3 separate regions of the Mus musculus genome follow, and regions 1 and 3 are each linked to region 2. The links are chromatin contacts, found by Hi-C or POLR2A ChIA-PET in ENCODE. All regions are on one chromosome and are shown on one strand. The core of a region is the stretch at or near the end of the contact, and the rest is flanking DNA. Distances in the headings are between cores, read along the strand shown.

Region 1 (3,896 bases), core at 1,076-3,575, 120 kb before region 2:
CTACCCCAACTCCAGTCATCTGAAGAAAGCCCCCTGTGAGAATCTAATAACCAGTTAACACCAGCCTGAGCCCTGAAAGAGGAACAGATGGTGCCCCCCAATACCAACATCTACTATCAGCTACTCTCTCCCGAGTCACAGAGAAAACTGAAGCTACTGGGGATACACTTAAATGGCTTTTGGCTCCTTCACAATGCTTTCTCTTCTTATCGGAGGCTGAATAACCACTATCGTGACTCTAGGACTTGCTCCATCATTTTCTTCCTATTCTTTCAAGTAGCTCTTTCTAATTAATATATAAAACCTCTCACACCAAATCGATGATCCTGGAAGAGGGATAAAGTGCTCCCAGGAGGATCCCAACGCCTGAAGAATGCTACTGCTAAGATGACTCCTAAAAGACTGCTGGGTTTCTAACACCCTTCTGTGAACTCCTAAGAACAGGTTGGGGTGTAAGTAATGGAAAAAGGCAAGAACAACGGATACAGAGCGGCAGGGAATGGAGAACTTCCAACTAGAATGGATGAGACCGAATTCCAAGTATGCACACGGGTTTTAAGGACAATGAATGGAGAGACATCCAAGATGTTATATGGAGAGTTTTTACTTTTTTAAGATTATAGAGTACACTTGTGGCCCCTTCTGCCTGTAATGCCAGCACTTGAAAGACTGAGTCAAGACAGTTATAATCAGTTGGAGAAGGGTGAAAAAAAAAGAAGAAATTAAAGCATGGCTTTGAGCTAACACCAACAAGATTTTGTGAGGGGCGGGGAAGGGGAGGGAACAATGGAAGGCTACCAACAGTGCAACTCATGAATGCTTCCCAGTGAACAAAGGTAAACCAGCTGTAACCCAACAGTGGAGTACACAGGATCCACAGAAGAACCTGTGGGTGATTAGCAAAGATGCAGGGAGGGGGTTGGTATGAAAATACCAGGGGGAGGGGCTGCTTCTAGGTAATAAGAAAGAAAATTATCAGACAAAAAACAACAACAACAAAAAAAAAAAACAACCAAAAAACACAAAAACCACAAGGGAACAGATGTTTAAGTCTGCAGAGAAATTTTAATGCACAGGTTGCCTGGGGGAAGGAAGGTAATGACTATAAAAAATGTCAAATGCCCAACAGGTGGAAGGACTTATGGTCACAGACCTAGGAGTAGGAAGAAGCGGATCTAAATGCACCTTCAGAGCTGAGCTGAAACCATCAATGAATTTTTTCTACTCCACATTTCCACAAAGTAGACTTTTCTTATCACAGATTCTAGTTGGCCCATCCTGAGACACTTGGTATGTCACTATGTCTTTATTATTATGATCTGAAAATATGTTGTTCCCCAACCTAACCTCTCCCCATCCCAACCCCCACCCCCAGCCATCCTGCCCTTTGCAGATCCCATCTCCTTGAACATCCCAACCTGACAATGAAACCCGTGTGACACAATCTACATGGGAGTTCACAGTAAAAAAAAAATTTTTTTTGTTTTTTTGTTTTGTTTTTTTGGTTTTTCGAGACAGGGTTCTCTGTATAGCCTGTATATCTCTGTATAGCCCTGGCTGTCCTGGAACTCACTCTGTAGATCAGGCTGGTCTCGAACTCAGAAATCCACCTGCCTCTGCCTCCCGAGTGCTGGGATTAAAGGCGTGCGCCACCACGCCCAGCTTCACAGTAAAATTTTAAAGGAAGAAAATATATTACATGTACTAATCTCTGGCCGAAGGACAATTGGCTACATCGACCTCTACGGGTACAAAGGCGATAACCATCGTGATTATCTGTGTACAGCGTAGTAACACTGGAACCCAAGGCTCTGGCAATCTCTCCCTACAGGATCGCCCTGAACTTGTGTATCAGGGCCCTACAGGCCATTCCCCTCATCCGGGCAGGCTATGGGAAGACGGGTTACCCCCGACCTCACACCCAGAGATCCTGCAGCGAGTGTGCTCCACACCCGCTGACAGGAGGCCTCTGTGCCTCCGGGGTCGCCGGTGCACCCTATCCCTCACAGTCCACAAACCCTCTAGCGACAATTTGCCCGGGGCTGGCCCTCCTACCCACCCACCTGCAGTTCCTACAGCTCAGGCAGTGGGCGGGCACACGGACCCAACAGCCTCGGGCGACTGGGCAAGACCCCCAGCCCCAACTCAAGCACCGGCTACCGGCGCTCGGCCGCCATCCCTCACCTGCGACAACATGACGACCCTGCGCCAACCCGCCCCCCACTTCCGAGAGCCACGACAGCAAAGCTGCCACGCGATCCAGCTCTACAGCCGACGTCACAAGCGCACCAGGAAGCCACTTGGTGGGAGGGCGCAACTCCAGAGACCGGAAGGCGATAGGCGGGTCCATACCTTGGGGCGGGGCTCCATAGTGGGCGGGGCGGAAAGAGCTGGTCCACGCGACGGACGCGGGCGGTAGGAGGCGGGGTGTGTGGGCGGGGCCTTGACGCAGAGACTCTGTAGGGGCTGAGGTGGAGGTGGGCGGGGCAAGCGTGAGCAGGGGCAAGGGCTGCACTTCTAAGGAAAAGCAAAACGCTTGGGAATAAACTGGCTAACTTAATGGGTTCTAAAGCGAAGTTTCTTGGGTTATGAATGGAAAATGTTTTTTGCTACCAAAGAAGTACAAACTGTGAGTCATTACCACCAGCAGGGACGCCCTGAGAGAGGCGGAGCTTTATAATTTAACCTTGTAAATGTATTGTATTTTAGTATAGTCTTTCTTAAGCGATTTAAATGTTAAAGAAAATTGAGAAATAAATGTGTCCTTGGAAAGAAATTAAAAAAAAAAAAACCGAGTAAGAAAGAGACAAGAAGACTAGCGTAAGCAGTGAGGGTACTGCTGTAAGGGGCATAACCTCAGAACAAGAAGAGAGGCCAGTATCGCGCCTCTGCCCTCCATGTACCAATTATATAACCAATCTCTATGTACATCCTTCCTCGGCTGTAAAGTGGGAAGGACGGTGATGGCTTTACAGAGCATTTAGTAAAGTGGCACAAATTTGCTTTTATTACTGTTTTAAGTCACCTGCTGATGGCATGATCATGCCTAGACCTAAAATTCAGAGATTTTTTTTTTTTTTTTTTTTGGTTTTTCGAGACAAATTCAGAGAGTTTAAAGCCATCTTTGCAACTGTAATGATAGAGATATTCTGTTTGCTCAACTATGTCAGACTGTTGGAGGCTCATGCAATGTCCCTCTCACCTTTTCTTAACTGAAGGGACTCTTCACAGAACCCGGGGTTTTATCTGGTTCTTTGCCAGGACTATGTCAAACCCAGTGTTACAATAATGAAGAAACATGGACCTAGTTCCCAAAAAAGAGAAAGCAGGCAAGGTAATTGCGCATCTTCGTGTGAAGCTGGACAAATGACCTATGTCCTAACCTGCTTGGACAAAGATTTTGGTGGCCCACCCTGTGTTGTGAGGTTGTGTGGAAAAAAAATTTTTTTGGTTCTCACTTTTTATATGAATGCAATTTGAATTCACTACCATATTTTAAGATATAGAGCATTTGACAAGAAAGTGAATTTCCCACTTGTTAGGATTTTTGTCTTCCTTTTTGGAGGACTGGTGTGTGTGTGTTGGGGGGGGGGTTCTTTGCTTGCTTTTGAAACAGGGTGTTGCCTCCTAGTACCAACTGACTAGATGCTCTGTCCTCCTGCCTTGCCCCTATCTCCCCTCACCCTCAAGAACTGGAACTTAATGACGGGGAAAGTCTGCCTGGGGTGTTGAGCCTCTATGTAGGGACTGTACTCTTTGTCCAGATCCTGAGCCCTTCTGTGAGCATATCCACCAGTGAGCCTGTAAACTACTCTTTACAAAATTACCTACCTTGCCCCTGACAGCACCCCCTGAGTATTTAAATAGGAGTCTCAATATACTTGAGAGTAAAGCCT
Region 2 (3,880 bases), core at 178-2,677:
CCTGTGGCCTGGAAGATCTTCCCATCCTAACCCTTGGGCCCAACGCAGGGAAAGAGGGCTGAAAAAAGCTACCAATCCCTGAACAGAGAAACCCACCAATCCCTGAGCTCCCCCAAGCTCAGGACTTGAAATCCTACCAATCCTCAATCCGGAAATCTCTGTGGGGGTTCTCCTCCCGCCCCCCAAAAGCTCCGCCCCTAGCTGTGTAAACCCTGCTCTTGGTTCAACTTCTTGCTGTCCACTCCTGGGAGCAGTGGCAGCCACCCCTGGATTTGTCCCTCGTCTCCCTGGATTCATCCTTCCACTAGATCTCTTTCCTGAGATTTGCTGTCTGGTGGGACTCTCTTATCAGAAGCAGCCAAGAAGCAATGAAGAGAAGGGAAGAATGAGAAAAGGGGAGCAAGGCTGAGTGAGCCTCGTGAGCAACTCGGCTCAGCTGGGGAGACCCTCTCCTGGGAGCTGCAATGCCTCTGCTGAGGAGACTTCCTCTCAGAGCTGTGTGGTTCCTGGGCCGGGTGTCTCGGGATGCTCTTCCATCGGGATAACCTTCTCCCCTCTGAGCAGTGTGGCTCCTGGGTTCCTGAGTCCCAGGATACACTTCCAGACTGGTCAAAGTGTGAACCTGTCCATCATCAAAGATCCAGTCTCTTGTAGAAAGAAGATGGACCGGTATGATGTCAGAACTGTGTGAAATCTCTTTCCCGGACCTAAGTTTCCCCACTGGCTGGCACCAGACCCCTTTAGCATATTTTCATCCCTGTCAGGAAAGTTAAAGAACCAAAAATGATAGTGTAGATAGATATCGCCAGTTTTCCAATCAAGAAATTCAAAGCCAAGCAAAGTGTGGACATTCACCAACTCTCCTGGCTTCTGAGACTTTATAGGTGGCCTCTCTGCTCTCTGGGTGCCTTTCTTTAGCAACACAGAGGTGACCTTAGAAAAGATCTTGCCAAAGGTTCCTAGTGCTAGAGAGTGACACGGCCGTGGCCTCTAGACACAAACATTCCAATGTGATTGTATTTCTTAGATTGCGCGGAAGGTTGATAATCAGTAAACTGTTCTTAATCGCGAGGAAGGTTAAATGAAGAGTCTCTGAATGAAGGTTAACGTTGGCCGCCTTGCGGCGCGGTTCCGTGCTCACCGAGCGCCCTCTGCCGGGCACACAGCGGCCGCCAGGTACTTCTGCCCGGGTGCAGACGGGGGTGCGCTTTCCCTTCGTGAGTGCACGGCCTGGCCGATCCGGACCTAGCCTATCGGACCCTCCCATCCCTGAGGAGAGCGGCCTGGGCCACAGAGGCGGGATGCTGTAGGTCTCCCCTGCGCCCTCTGGTGGAGCGGAGCTTCAGAGCTGCAGCGTCACCAAGACCTCAGCCCTACCCGGGCCGGAGCAGCGGACCGCGTCAGAGAGGAGGGTGGACAATCCAAGGCCAGCCTCACCGGAGATGGCTTAGCCTGAGAGCTGAGCTGCATTCCTTCACCGGGCAGCTTGCACTGGCTGGCTGATTTTAAGCCATTTCAAATGATCCCTTTTTAAGCCATTTGTCATTCCCTGGCACGATCGTGGAATAGAATAATGTGCATTGGTTGGGACATGCTGGACTGGTCCAGGGTGCTGTAAGCGCTGCCAGAGCGTGCACCCTTCCTTCTTTACTTTTAAATGCACTGATACGGGAACCACAAGTGAGGTTTCTCCTTAAGTCTGTTGATAATTGTGCAGTAGATGGAAGAAACTCTTGTAGTTTCTAAAAGAATTTACCTAATACTCATAGAGTAGATGTTAAGTCAAACTCAGGTAGACGAAGAAAGGGTGCAGAGCTACAACATTCCAGTTCTCCAGAATCACTAAAGTTTATTATTAATCGATCCGCCTTGTTTGTACAATCTTTAACACAGGTGTGTCTTTTTTTTTTTTTTTTTTTCTTTTTTCTTTCTGGAAACTTCAGGTCACAAACAGGCTAAACACTGTGTCTAGCTGTGTGGCTTGTGTCTTGGTTAAAGGGATAAGATGCTGCAAGGGTGGTTAGCACTGGCCACTTTTGTTCTTTGAGACAGCTTTAGAGAACTTTTTAAATTTTGTGTATTGGAATAATAATGCCCATCAGATTAGTGTAAAGATTAAATGAGAATGTGTTTTTAAAGTTGCTTGTGCAATGTCAGACCAACCAGCTGTGACTACATTTAATAATCTTATGAACCCTAGATCTCCGGGGGCGGGGGGGAGAGACAAGTTGGATCTCACTGATGTTGCAGGGGTCTTCCCTGTGTTTCATGGGGCTCATCCCTGTGTTCCCTCATGGGAGCCCTGTCTCAGGGTTCCTGCGTGGTGAGTCTGAAGTTTCTAAGGCAGGACTGGTTTGCACGGTTTACCACTCTTCCCTACATTCCTCTCGGCAGGACAGCCACCCTTTCAGAAAGCAGAAGCAGAGATGGCTGCTGGGATGTTTGCAATTGGACCCCTGGTAAGTCGGGGTCTACTGGTTCCTGCCTGCTGCGTTGTCTGGGGGGCATCTACTGTTCTGGAATCTCGAAGCTTCTCTGCCTCACCCACACTCCTTCAACTGAGACCAGAGCCACATTTTTTGACCTATAAAAAATGGGGCCACCCCAATAAAAGTTATTATGTGTAAAAGAAAGTGCTCTCTGTTGGGGGGACAAAGGCCCGTGTAACCACTGAGCACTAGGGAGCCAGGAATGCTAAACACACCCGAGCACCTCCTCAATGCAGGAAATAAAAACCTGGTTTTCACCCCCAGAAGACTTGGAGTGGATATTGTTGACATCTGGTGACCTTTTTGCTATCTATGGTGACCTGATTTTTCCATGTTCTAATAATCAAAATGTATGGTGTTTTCAGCACTAGGGTCTCGCTGTCAAGTTCTTGGAAGCAACCAAGAGCAGTGGCAATAGCTGGCATTGTTCCTTTTGAACTCGGTTGGGTGGTTTAACTCGGCTGTTCTGGCTCAAACTCCTCTCCGAGCTGACTGATTCACACTGGCTTCTCTGGGCTTCTCCTGAATTGCTGTTTAGCCTCAAACTAACTGTGTCGATCTCTTCTGGTCCTCTGGTGAGAGAACAAATATTCTGGGTTCAGACTCCATCTTAGAGAACTTGACCTAAGGTTCAACTCAAGCTAATTAACAAACAGGCATCTAGCACTAGTTTCTAGGTTATCCACCAACAAGACCTAAGTTTAGCACCAGTTTCCAGGTTGTTCCCTAACAAATCTACACCCCCCAGGTTACAAGCCTGCCCCTGACACTTCACTTCCTAACAACCACCAATCAGGAGGAAAACAGAAGTTAAGTTTCTGATTTGACTTTCAGCACCAGCCAATTATGTTAAAGGCCATAATGGCCTCCTAATCAAATGTGTACCTGGCTAATACCCCATTCTTGCCTCTATAAATGCTTGCCTGAAACTGGGCTCTGGGCCTCCTCCCATTCTTCTGTGTCAGAGATGGTAGTGTGGCCCAAGCTTAAGCTTAAATAAAGAGACCCTAATTCGATTACATTGGAATGGGCTCCTTGGTGGTCCTTTGAGGGTTCACGAGCATTCCTGGTACAGCACTGGCTCCTCATTGTCTGACTCATTCTGACTCACCTGTGCTTAGCCTGTTCTCTCCGTAAACCTCCCCTGGTTAAACTGCCTCTTCCCGCTCTGCACTGCCCCTCAAGTAGCTTCCCCTTCCTCTCTCTTCTTGTGAGACTTGGACAGATCCTACTCTGTCAGATCTTTCTCTGATTCGTCACTTTGTCTGCCACTCAATTCGATATCACTTTGGAACATGGGTGCTTCCTTCTACAAAATAATTTTATTTTAATTTTTGGGGGATTATGGGTACTAAGTATTATGGGTAAGGATATTATATATTAAGTATAAG
Region 3 (4,198 bases), core at 1,158-3,657, 90 kb before region 2:
AAGAGACATCTGCAAACCAGAGCCATCCCTTAACTACAGAACCATCTCTCCAGCCCCAGAACTTTTAACATATTAAGAGAGACGCTCTCCTATGAAGAAACTTGCCACAATCTATAACTAGGCTTACACAGCCCCAATGTAAACAGCGGATTCCTACAGCATGAGATGGAGCCATCCCAAGAGAGGTATGGGCATGGCATGCCCATTGCACAGTAGAGCACACTGCAGTGGAGGACGCTGGGGGCTGATGCAGGCTTTCTGCTGCCTTGCTGGGTAACCATATTCCCCAGACTTAGGGAGCCGCACACTAACTAATCTTAGCTTTAGTACCCTTGGATTCTCTCGCTTTTTCACAAGTGTCCCTGTGACCCTTTACGTCCTTGATACCAAAGATACAAAGAGAGGGGCTGGACAGATGGCTCAGCTGCTCTTGCAGGGGACTGAGGCTTGGCTCCTCAAACTCAGGTGGCAGCTCAGGACAGTTTGTAACTCTAGTCCCAGGGGGTTCTGACTCCTTCATTTGATCTCCACAGGCATATGACATACACTTGATGCACATACATACCCATAGGAAAAAACACAAAATACAAATAAATATATCAAAAAACCCCCCAAAACTAAAGAAACCAATCGGTTTCCTGTGTAAGGATCTAATTGCATCCTAGATTACCTAGCTTTGGCATTCCTTTAAAAATCATGCCTGTAATCTCAGGACTTGGAAGACTGAGGAGGAAAGGGCTTAAGTTTCTAAGCCAGCCAAGAAAAGCAAACCCTATCTGTGAAGCAGGGAGGGACTCATTAGTCTACAAGTTTGACCACAACTCAAATATCCTTCGGGACCAGGAATTACTCACCTTTCAGAGCTCAAACTTGAAAATTCCCCCTAGAGACCACCCCTCCCACTCTTTACCCACCTCTGGCTAAACCTTCTAGACCTTTGTAGGTCTCTGACCTCTGACCTCTGACCTCTCCTAATTGCAGGTCTCAGACCTCTCCTCTGCTTTCTTTTGCTGTCCAGAACCAGCCAGTCAAACACTTTCAACACTTTCCTGTCAATACCCAGGACCAAGAAGGTTCCCCGCTGGGTCCAGCAATGTCTGTCTATATAGCCAGAAACAGACAGCTTGACATGGTCTCAGACCAGCTGCTAGGCCAGGCTTTGGCAGAGGACCACAGTCTGGTTTTTTTTTTTTTTTGTTAATCTAATCTGTTTGGAGACTCAGGTGCAAACTATTGCTTATAAACTAGTACCCTGGGCAATTTTGGACTTTTAGCCACATTTGGCCTCTTAAAGTATCTTACTAAGATTTGGTTTCATGCTTAAGCAAGCGGCATGGTAAGATAAGACTTTTTTAAAGCTGTAAGTTTTGTTGTTTGGCCTGGTTTCTGCCCATGGCAGTTAAGAAACAAAACACAGCTTCCCTGTCACATCCCTCCTACCCTAGTGCAAGGAAGAAGTGACACCCGTTTGCAGTGATCTGGGCCCAAGGCAGGCAGGATACTGTTCAGTGCCGGGGTGAAAGCTCTGTCCTTCCTTCTGCTTTTCTCAGTGGACAGTTTTCTAGAATGAAGTACCACTCAGCAGCTCCTCCTTTGGTAAGTGATAGGATGTCAGGATAAGGTTCACAGTCCCATACCAGCCCTCTGGGCAGCCTCTGCCTTTCCAAGCCTGTCTGTCTGCACCTATGCCCCCTTCCAAGCCTGTGTCTGGTCTCTGGGGCCCTCTGCTCTCACCTGAAATACTGTTCCACTCTTTCATGAACAGGACTCTGATCACATTGGCAGCAGTGAGCAGTAAATTTGAGTCGCACATCTGCAGCAGCAAGAGAGTATAATTTGCCTTAGTTCGGTGGGTGCTGTTGCCAAACCAGTAGAGGATCTCCTTCATCTTCCGTTCCACCGTTTTATCCAACATCTGGTTCAAGGAGGACTTTACAACCTCCTCCTCCTTCCCCCCCTTCCTACTGAGTTTGATCCGAGACCTGTTGTAGATGAAGTCCTTCCCCTGGGTGGTCTCTAGGATATTCTGGAAATACTGTAACAAATACAGGCTATTTAACTGCCCCAAGATGCTGACTAGAAATCTCCTCTGGGATATGTCGTTGACCCTCCGGAACCACTCTTTGGTGGCAAAGATCTTCCATGCTAAGACACAGGCTTCACACTTCTGGCACACGGGGACCCAGTTGGGTCCCTTTTCACAACGAAAATAGGGGGCCTGCTTGAGTTTTGGTTCCCTGTTTTCCATGACTCTGAGATGACATTCAGTTCATTTAAACCTTGCCCGTTAGCAACCCCACCAAACACCAGAGGGACAGGGTAAGCAGAGAAATAGCCTTTTTGGAGCCTCTTCGGGATGAACATCTGGAGAAACCGTAAGGCACTGCGATGGATGGTAAACTGATCTGACCCAGAAACTGCCTGTAGAAGTCTGGCTTTTTGTACTGACTTCCTTAGAAACATGGCTTTACCGTAAATCTCCTAACCCTGGCACCACAAAAGTAGAGACAGTTGCTGTATATTCTGGAAGAGCTGGTCATCTTATTTCTATAGCAGCTATTCTTTTAACCAAATGTAAAACATAACATGGCCCATTTAAAAAAAATGTTAGCATCTTTCAGTTGCTGTTATTAAGGACTTTTAAATATTCATAAATACAGCTTAGGTGTAATCTTCTTACATTTGTGGCTGTTAGAGTCTATTCCAGTGCCCTGCATATTATATTCAGTCTCTGGTTATCGCCACAGTAAAAGCACCTGTCTTAACAATAATGTAAATTATTTAATTATTCAGGGCTAGCTGTGAATCCACAGGGAACCACTCTCTGGTGCAGAATTTTCAGTTGTCCTGAGGATATGTTGGGAGTTGACTTGTTGTGTAGACACAGTCAGCTGCCTACCCATGTAGCAGAAGGTCTCACCATAGCTTTGTAATGAAGACTGTGAAGTCTGGGGTATGGCTTCTGAGTCTGGGCCCCAGCCCAGCTGCCCATTGCTCTACGAACACCAGCAGGTTGTTTAATGTTCTTCAGTTTCCTTGTCTGAAAGTGGAGATGGGGATGCTTTCTGCTTCACAGAGGATGAAGTGAGACGCTGTACACACAGTACTTAGGATGGGTGGGAACTGAGACACTGTGCACACAACGCCAAAAAGACTGCGTATCATAGCACAGTGTAAGTTAGGGCAGTGTAAGCCCTCACTACACACTGTCTCTCTGTTGTCACTGTCACCACTGCTAGATTCTCCATTTATTCATCGAAGATGTGTTCTAAGACCCCAGAGGATGGCAAAAGCTACAAGGTAATATCAACCCCTAGATAATGTGTATTCCTTTAATAAATAAGGCTAAGTAAGAAAAAATTCAGCAATAACTGTCTTAGCTCCTGTTTCTATTGTTGTGCTAAACACCACGACCCGAAGCAACTAGGGAAGGAGAGGTCTTGTGATGCTCACACTTCCACATCTCAGCTTAGCATTAAAGGAAGTTGGGGCAGGAACCTGGAGGCAGGAACTGGTGTGGAAGCCATGGAGGAGCATTGCTTACTAGCCTGCTGGTGTGGATTGCCCTGGTGATGTTTGTATTTTGATGTTAATCCTGCTTCCTCGAGAGTTGTTGTCCCCACCCTGCCCCTGACAAGGACTCTGTTGATCTCACTGGACCTTTTCCCCATTCTAACTGGTCAAATAAAGGCTAGAGCCTATGATTGGGCAGTGCAAGGGAAAGGTGGGACAGGAGGTTTCAGAGGAAGGAGGAGGAGAGAAGACAGAGGAGGAGGAGGTGGAAGCCAATATGGAGCAGAAGCACATGGCCCGGAGAAGCTGCAAGCAGCAAGGGGTCTCATAACTAGAGAATAAGTTAGTATAGTGATAGATCTGCCCAATCTAGGCATATAGCTTATCAATATAACTGGGTTATATGTCTTTTATACAGGCTTATCGGGGTTAGAAATTACCGCAACAGCTTGTTCCTTGTGACTTGCTCAGCCTGCTTACTTTCTCTCTCTCTCACTCCCTCTCTCTTTTTCTTTCTTCTCTTTTCTTTTTGTTGTGTTTTGTTCTGATTTTTGAGACAATGTGAACTCTCTTTGCAAACCAGGCTGGCCTTGAACTCAGAGATCTGCCTGCCTCTGCCTCCCAAGTGCTGTGCACCACCAAGGCCTGGCTCATCTTGCTTTCTTATAGAACCCAGGACCACCTG

The links. A loop is a pair of places that touch in the nucleus more often than their neighbours do. ChIA-PET counts read pairs that join two places held with the same protein, here RNA polymerase II (POLR2A).
Region 1: a loop to region 2 is called in a map of T-helper 1 cell, with 3 times the contacts of the local background. The contact joins the promoter of Tvp23b here to the promoter of Zfp286os in region 2. A Hi-C loop is called at or near these places in 3 of 37 maps with a recorded cell type or tissue (T-helper 1 cell, T-helper 2 cell and regulatory T cell). POLR2A ChIA-PET finds 5 or more read pairs at or near these places in 2 of 5 experiments (both embryonic stem cell).
Region 3: a loop to region 2 is called in a map of gastrocnemius, with 5 times the contacts of the local background. The contact joins the promoter of Fbxw10 here to the promoter of Zfp286os in region 2. A Hi-C loop is called at or near these places in 19 of 37 maps with a recorded cell type or tissue (CH12.LX, Patski, T-helper 17 cell and 5 more). POLR2A ChIA-PET finds 5 or more read pairs at or near these places in 2 of 5 experiments (Patski and embryonic stem cell).

The regions. Positions count from the first base shown.
Region 1 is chr11:62,877,884-62,881,779 of GRCm38, reverse strand. Tvp23b (trans-golgi network vesicle protein 23B) reads right to left here and starts at 2,325. Exons shown (of 7, transcript NM_026210.5): 1 at 2,185-2,325. The coding sequence starts at 2,196.
Region 2 is chr11:62,754,367-62,758,246 of GRCm38, reverse strand. It overlaps Zfp286os (a long non-coding RNA gene), which reads right to left and starts at 1,427. Exons shown (of 3, transcript XR_879919.3): 1 at 1,142-1,427. It also overlaps a transcript of Zfp286 not described here.
Region 3 is chr11:62,845,332-62,849,529 of GRCm38, reverse strand. It overlaps Fbxw10 (F-box and WD-40 domain protein 10), which reads right to left and starts at 2,407. Exons shown (of 13, transcript NM_001033669.2): 1 at 1,735-2,407. The coding sequence starts at 2,248.